Linked DNA regions of Mus musculus: region 2 is linked to region 1. A link is a loop called in an ENCODE intact Hi-C map of the cell type or tissue named here. Cell type or tissue: heart. All regions are shown on one strand.

Region 1 (4,000 bases):
GGGAAGTTGTGGCTTCCCCCTCTGCTTAGAGCCACGGACATCACAGGAAACCGTGGTGGCGGGGAATGTTCAGCTGTCATACCTGAGCCGGTGTCCCTTGTGCAATTTCAAGTGTGACCCATTTTGTTGTTGCTGTTCTTCCTCGGCCCTGGTTTAATTTCAGATTCTTAAAAGAAGCAAAAAAAAAAAAAGACGTTAAGTTAGCTGTCTAGATTCCTTGCCTGTATTAACGTCAACCTTGTAAAAATCACTAACAAGGTTTCTCTACTTAACACTGCCCAGATTCTATTTTCTGCTCATATGTAATTTTTTTTCCTTGCCCATTCCAGCATTACAAGACCCCTTGTTCCTCTGTCGCTCTGTATGTTGGCTTTCCTTCTCTTTCTGCTGACTCGAATGCTTTTTCCTCAAATCAGTAGCTCACCTTAAAGGTCTTGGGAAGTGTGTATTGTTTGTCTTTCTGACTGTTCGCCCTACATTGTGCAGGATACTCACTCTGATACCTCCATTTTTTTTGGATCAGTCTTTAGTACATAGCACATCTTCAGCCAGCATTTGGTGTTTTTAAAGATTTGCCTGTTTATATGTGTATTTAAGTGTTTGCCTGCGTGTGTGCATATGTGCTGCGTTCATACAGTGCTCTTGGAGGTAGTAGTAAGAGGGCATTAGGCATTGGATCCCCTGGAACTAGAGCAAGAAGTGAGCCACCGTCCATGGGCTGGAAACTGAACCCAGTTACTCAGAGCAGCAAGTCCTCTTAGCCGCAGAGCCATTTCTCCAGCCCTTCAGCAAACTCTTGTTAAATGAATTGGTGACGATTCTTTTTCACTTTTAGGAGAACACTTTTAATTACATTTGTATGGAGAGGGGTGTACAGGGTAGTACACCGAGTGCTTTTGGAGGTCAGGGGACAGCTTTCGAGTCAGTTCTCTACTCCTATTAGGGTCCTGCACCTGAAACTCCAGTCATGCCTTTGCCTGCTGGGCCATCTCTGGCCTGAAGAAGTACTACTTTTTTTTTTTTTTTAGTGACAGGGAGTCTGAAAAAAGGCTTACTTTCGCATTCTGCACACAGCAAAGATTTACACTTAAAACATAATCATACTACTGAACTTTGAGTTTATGAAAACTTTCTTCCAAGTAATTTTAACAATGTATCTTGTAAACATCACCTAACATTACTCTAGTGGCAGATATTAAAACAGGAGAATATGCGATAGACAGGAACTGACTTGTGCCAAGCTACCTAGGAAGAGAGATGCTAGACTGACTGCACATGAGGCATCTAGTGGCTTTTAATTTATTAGTTACTTCCTGTCTTCAGAATGTGAGTTAACTCTTGAGTTAACCCTCTCTGACAGTGTGTGTTTGTACCTCAGTACAGATGTCCCTAGAGGCCAGAGGATCCAGTTGGAGCTGGTGCTAGAAAATGAGCCGAGGCCCTCTCTGAGAGAGCAGTACCTCTTAGCCATCTCTCCAGTCCTGTGTTTTGCATACCTTTACTTTATGAAGGAAGGTAGCAAAGGCTAATGTGTATCTATCATTTAATTGTTTTCATCAGAGTCTCTCTTAGCTGTTTTTTTTCCTCCTCCTAGATTTAAGATAAAGACAGTTTACTGTCTATGTCAAACACGGTGTGAGTACTCAGTGCTGTAAATGAAGTGACCCCTGCTGTCAGCTCCATCCAGTGACTAGATGGTTCCTGTGTGGGGAAGTAAAATACCTTGGCACATGTTGGATGTCTTAGAACTTTTTTTTCCTCTTTTTTTTTTTTCGAGACAGGGTTTCTCTGTGCAGTCCTGGCTGTCCTAGAACTCACTGTAGACCAGGCTGGCCTCAAACTCAGAAATCCGCCTGCCTCTGCCTCCCAAGTGCTGGGATTACAGGCGTGCGCCACCACTGCTGGGCTTTTTTTTTTTTTTTTTTTAAATAGCTTTCAGGGCCAAGTGTGGTGACACATGCCTTTAATACCAGCCCTGAGAGAGGCAGGGCTTTTGTGAGTTCCAGGGTGGCCAGGGCTACCTAATAAGACCCTGTCTCAAACAAAATAGAAGAGGAAATGGCTCTGAGGGTGGGCTCATCCCTTCTGTTACAGAGCCACGGACGACTTCGTTAGTGTAAGAGGCCTGGTTTTAAAGCATTTGTTGGTGGTTCTATTTGGAAAAAAAAAACACTGAGGATTTTCAGAGTAGTTTGTGGATTTGATTTGTCCTTTTAAATGCCGTAGCCACTTTGTTTATGAAAGAGTGTTCTGAAAGTGTTGTCAAACAAAAATAGGCTTCTGTTACCAAGTGTTAAAATTACCCATCTCTGGTTGTTTGGTTGTTGTGAAACTTTGTGACAATCCCCTTTCCTCCATCCCTTCCTCTACAGTCCTGCATCTTGGTTCAGTCCTTTGGTAACTCTTGGAGTGCTCCCTAGAAGTGCTCCCTAGAAGACCTCTTTCCCAGCTATCTACAGATGATCTGTGGCTGGGGTCAGCCACAGCTGTGTCACTCTTGGGGAGATCCTCTGGCGTTTCTGTTGCTTCATTAATGAACTTTATTCTTTCCCTTTTTCATGACAGGGTTTCTCTGGCTGTTCTGGGATTTACTCTGTAGACCAGGCTAGCCTCAAATTCAGAAGAGAGTCAGCTTCTGCCTCCTGAGCGCTAGGATTAAAGGTGTGGGCCACCATCTTCTAGCTGAACCTAGTATTAGAGGCTCTGAAAAGTGGGATCCACCCTAGCTCCCTCTCACTGCAGTTCTCCAGTTTACACCCTGTGTAGTGAGACAACGTTAGTGTGCACTGTAGGGGCAGCGGTGAGAGGTGGGATGTTTGTTTATGGGAGGCAAGTTTGTGCTCCACAAGAAATAGAAGTTTGGAACTTTTCTGACCTGAGTGGTCCTGGTCTTTAGATCACTGTTACACAGGGTGATTGTGACCTATAGTGGGGAGGGAGTAGCAGGAAACCTGTTTTATAGAAATCAGGGATTTCCTTGTGAAAAATGATGCTCTGCTGGAAACAGTCCAGCTGTAGACTCCGAGTCCTCATCTTGTGCTATGTTGTTGTAAAGTGGATCTCCAAAGATTACCTTTGCTATCTATGTTCAGTAGCACATACTTGGACAGATCAAGCTCAGCTCTCCTTAAGCTGGCCCTACCTTGGGAAAGAGTATGTTATTTATAATGTGCAGAGCTATCCCTGAACAGAAGTCACTGCTTATTCCAAAGACACCTTTACTTTCGTCTCACAAAACTTGAATAATAAGGTTGTGGAGGGACTTTTGGAAAGATTCGTTCATGAACTTCAAAGCATGTTTGTATTCTGAGAGAAGTATTGTCTTAGGGTTTGTATTCCTGCGCAAAACATCATGACCAAGAAGCAGGTTGGGGAGGAAAGGGTTAATTCAGCTTACATTTCCACATTGCTGTTCATCACCAAAGGAAGTCAGGACTGGAACTCTCATAGGGCAGGAACTTGGAGGCAGGAGCCGATTCAGCAGAGTTGTGCTGCTTACCAGCTTGCTTCCCCTGGCTTGCTCAGCCTGCTTTCTTAGAACCCAGGACCACCAGCCCAGGGATGGCACCACTGTTAATGGGCTGGGCCCTCCCCGATTGATCACTAATTGAGAAAATGCCTTACAGCTCTATCTCATGGAGGCATTTCCTTAAGGGAGGCTCCTTGCTCTGTGATAACTCCAGCTGTGTCAAAGTGACACACAAAACCAGCCAGTACAAGTATCAAAAATAAAATATGCACAGGGTTAGAGAGTTCAGTGGCTAAGAATACTCCTGACTGCTCGCTTAGAAGACCCATGTTGGGTGCTTCCGACCTCCTGCCCTACTGGCCAGAGACCCCATGCTCACACACATAAAAATAAATCTTTAAAATGCACAGCACACATGGCAAATGAAACTGTACTAAAGACCTCATGGGTGTGTTCTGACCAGAGAGTCTGCAAATGATGAACTTGTTCATGCTTGCACATCACCAAAGGAAGTCCCTGCACAAGAACCAA
Region 2 (4,000 bases), 490 kb before region 1:
CAGACAGGCATCTGCAACTTCACTCCTGTTTGACCCCCGCCTCCACCCTTATCTTCTCTCCAGTCTGTAACTTTATTTCCTCTCCGTCTCAGGAAAACTCCTAAAATCTCACTAGGTACTACTTATACCTATGGCCTACACTTATCCATCTTTGTAGTTGTTTTGAATCAGTCTCGGCAAATTGCCTAAGATGGCTTTGAACTGTGGTCCTCAGCCTCAGACCCCCCCAAGCTGGCTGGAAATTACAGCCCCGCAGACGCGGCCCCAAGCCTAGATCGCTCGGGTTACGAAGCCCGAGCTGCTTTCCCGTCACGACGCGCCGCCCGTACCAGTTCATGAGGCTGAAGTAGTCACGAGTGGGGTCAGGAGGCTGCAGAGCGCGGCAGTGTGAGCAGAAGAACTCATCCCCACACCCGACTTCCCTTGCGTGACCGCAGTTCCAGCACTGCGGTGCAATGCTCTTCCCCGCGGCGGCATTGCTGCCCAAAAGTCTCCTTCCCAGGAACCCTGCCAGCCGCACCTCCCACACACCCAGCAGGGCACGGGCTCCGCATCCCCACATTGGGACGGCCGCTCGCTGACCTAGGTAGCAAGACCCGAGGGAAAGGAGGAAAGACCGTCTCGCTGCTGATTGGTTAAGGGAGTCGAGGAGGCGGGATTAGCCGCGGGAAACCAAGACGTCGAGTCCCGTTCTGCATGTTAAACTACAACTCCCAGCAAGCCTTGAGACTAATCGCGGCAGTCATCTTCGGGCTTTCTTACTGGTCCTGCCGGGGAGGAAGGCTTTTTGATTGGTTGAGGGTGGAGTTTGTATCCGTAGGTTTAGCGCCACTCCACTGGCGGAGGCTGTGCAGTGTTTGCGGCTCCTGGTGGTCTCACGCGGTGAGTCATAAGTGGGAAACTTTAAGTGTTTGAGGAGTCGAATACCGTTCTCATGCTTCTTGTGCAAATGGGCCCTCTGCAGCTTCCGCTTTGTCTGCTTTCTTGTGCGAGCGAGGGGGCGCTGTGCATAGTCAATTCTTCCTTTTTATCTGCCCTTGGGGCGCGCGGGGGGGAAGCGGGGGGGAAGTTCACTTTCCTTGTTCCTTGTGAGCTGAAACAGGTCTGGGCACATAGGAAGGCACAACGCCGGGCTGTTCGTTGCCAGAGCGAAGTAGTTTTCATAACGAACATTATAAATGTTCATGCCAGCCCCTAGATGGCTTTCCCCAAATACCTACTGAGAACCCGATCTTCGCTGCTAGGCTCTGCAGGAACTGAAGAGGGTACGTCTGCATACTCAGCATACGTGAGGGGTAGGATGGCAAGGAATGGATAGGAGACAACCAAGCCATTCTCAGCTTCTGTACATGAAGGAAGATGGTGTAATGCTTTGTAAGTGGCCTCTGGAATTCTATTCATAATCCTGGGATTTTGCTATGGTCACTTTTTTTTCTCCCCACTCATGAATGGGCCTGTCTTTCATTTTGAGGTGGTCATAATGTGCCCGTTCCTTTAAATTTCTTTATGTATTTTTTTTAATCACGTGTCTAAGTCTGTGCAGTGCGCACGGGGGCCAATAGAGGGCATTGTATCACCAAGAGCTGGAATTACAGGTGTTTGTGATCTTTTGGATGTGGGTGCTGGGAACTGTACTCTTGACTCCTTAACTGTCTTCATTTTGTATGTTTGACAATACTGGGAGTGGGATCCAGTACTTTGCTTCTGTTGGAGAAGTGATGAACCATCTACCATTGAGTTATAGCAGCCACATGACTAATTTTGGGTAGAGATTTACTTTACTTTTAATTATGTTATCTGTGTGGGAAAGTGCAAGTGTGAGCTCTGGTGATTGCAGAGGCCAAGATCCACTACAGAGCCACTGACTTTGGAGTTATAGGAAACCTCGAGCTGCCAGATTTGGTGCTGAGAACGTAGGGAAACTTGGGTTCTGCAAGAATAGTATGTGCACTTTCCTGCCGAGTCCTCTCCTGCTCCCTCCCCTTCTCCACTCTCGAATCCAGAGCCTTGTTCCTTATTGTTGGACTCTTGTTTTCGAGGTCGGATATGAAGAGTCATCATCAGTCCCACAGCAGCACCTCCTCGAAGGCTCATGACAGTGCTTCCTGTTCACAGTCCCAGGGTGGCTTCAGCCAGCCCCAAGGCACTCCTTCTCAGTTGCACGAGCTCTCACAGTATCAGGGTTCGTCCAGCTCCTCTACCGGCACAGTGCCGTCCTCCAGCCAGTCCTCGCACTCCAGTTCTGGGACTCTGAGCTCGCTGGAGACAGTGTCTACCCAGGAACTCTGTTCTATTCCTGAGGACCAAGAACCTGAAGAACCTGGTCCTGCCCCTTGGGCTCGGCTATGGGCTCTTCAGGATGGATTCTCCAATCTAGGTAAGGCACTTTGTTATATGATATAGTGTGTGTTCAGAGAAACAGTTAAAGAAGGTGGTTAGGAAAAAAAAAAAGAAGGTGGTTAGGTTGTTGCAGCAGAAGTCTCAGGGCCCCTGTGGTAGAGTTTATCTCCTCCTGGTGGCCCTGTTCATACTGAAGATCAGATTTAGGCCTTACACATAGTAGAGAGCTCTTACATTGAACTACATCCAAGGTCCTATCCCTGGCTACCTTATTTTTATTTTTAAATAGAATCTTGCTAAATTTCATAGGCTAGCCTCAAATTTTTCTTTTTTCTTCAGAAAAAAGATTCTATTGTAGCCTGAGTTAGCCTTGAACTCACTATGTAGCTCAGCCTGGCTGTGAACTTTTGATCTTCCTGCCTCTACTTCCTAAGTGCTGGGTTTATAGGCACACATTTTTATCAGGCTCTACTAGTTTGTTTGTGAGACAAGGAATTCTGCAGCCCAGGTGGGCTTGGAACTCACAGTGTAGTTCCTTGGGGCCTTGAACTTGCATTGATCTTGTCTCAGTTGGGATTACACATATCGACCATATGTGGTTCAAATTTATTCATTTGAATGTGGAGACCTAGCTCATTCTGAGACAGTTTTGAAAGATACTTGTATTAGTCAGGGTTCTCTAGAGGAACAGAACTGATAGAATGAGTATGTATGTATGTATATATAGGGACTAATTAGAGTGGCTTACATGCTATGGTCCAGCTAATTCAACAATGGCTACCCAGGGGAGGTGTAAGAATCCAGTAAGAATCCAGGCAGGATGTCTTAGTTGGTCTTTAGTATACATTACTATCTTGTAGAAGTATGCTCTAGGGGGTTGGAGAGATGGCTCAGTGGTTAAGAGCACTGACTGCTCTTCCAAAGGTCCTGAGTTCAAATCCCAGCAACCATGGTGGCTTGCAACCATCTGTAATGAGATCTGACACCCTCTTTTGGGGTATCTGAAGACAACTACCATGTATTTACATATAATAAATTAAAAAAAAAGTATGCTCACTAGTGCTCAGTGAAGGAATGAACTTGCCAGTAAGAGCGAGATCAAACTGGCAAAGCTTCCTTTTTTCATGCCCATTATATAGGCTGCCAGCAGAAGGTGTGGTCCAGCTTAAAGGTGGATCTTCCCACCTCAAGAGATCTGGATTAGCCCAGATGTGGTAGTAAAAGGAAGCAGAGGCAAAGTGAGCTCTGAGTTTGAGGGTAGCCTGGGAGTTCCAGGATTGCTAGGGCTACACAGAGGGACTCTGTCTCAGAAAAACAAAACAAAACAAAACAAAAAAACCCCCAAACTAGGGGACAGGATCTATTAAATTGGTTACATGATATGGCCTGAATCATCCATTCGTAGTTCTCTTCATGATGGAGAGAGTTAAGACTTAGGAGCTACTCAGTCCACAAGACTAGATGTCTCAGCCAGGAGTGCCAGTTTGGCACTGACAGCCTGGAGGATTCCTAGAGAGCGAGCTGATCTTCACTTTGTATTGGAAAGAAGCAGCGAAGGGCAGTAGCAGAAATCATGGCATAGAAGCACTTGCCAGCAAGAAGCGAAGGCAAGCAAGCAACACTTTTTCCCTTGGACCTCCCTGTCTTGGCTTGTAGGAGG

The links. A loop is a pair of places that touch in the nucleus more often than their neighbours do. Peaks named below come from ENCODE experiments on the same cell type or tissue, not always from the same donor. Only the 100,000 strongest peaks of a DNase experiment are listed, where the experiment ranks them.
Region 2: a loop joins it to region 1, with 6 times the contacts of the local background. A loop is called at or near these places in 6 of 42 quality-filtered maps.

What each region holds. Positions count from the first base shown.
Region 1 is chr5:111,331,254-111,335,253 of GRCm38, forward strand. All of the region lies in intron 1 of Pitpnb (phosphatidylinositol transfer protein, beta), which reads left to right. Among named protein-coding and RNA genes, the nearest start is that of Pitpnb, 2.6 kb to the left of the region's middle. In heart, no CTCF peak of the experiment used is centred here; no DNase peak of the experiment used is centred here; H3K4me3 peaks cover 853 bases; H3K27ac peaks cover 229 bases.
Region 2 is chr5:110,839,167-110,843,166 of GRCm38, forward strand. Hscb (HscB iron-sulfur cluster co-chaperone) reads right to left here and starts at 611. Exons shown (of 6, transcript NM_153571.2): 1 at 330-611. The coding sequence starts at 562. It overlaps Chek2 (checkpoint kinase 2), which reads left to right and starts at 817. Exons shown (of 15, transcript NM_016681.4): 1 at 817-882; 2 at 2,040-2,377. The coding sequence starts at 2,047. In heart, CTCF peaks have their summits at 887 and 1,551 (motif pointing right); a DNase peak (open chromatin) is centred at 685; H3K4me3 peaks cover 2,243 bases; H3K27ac peaks cover 1,593 bases.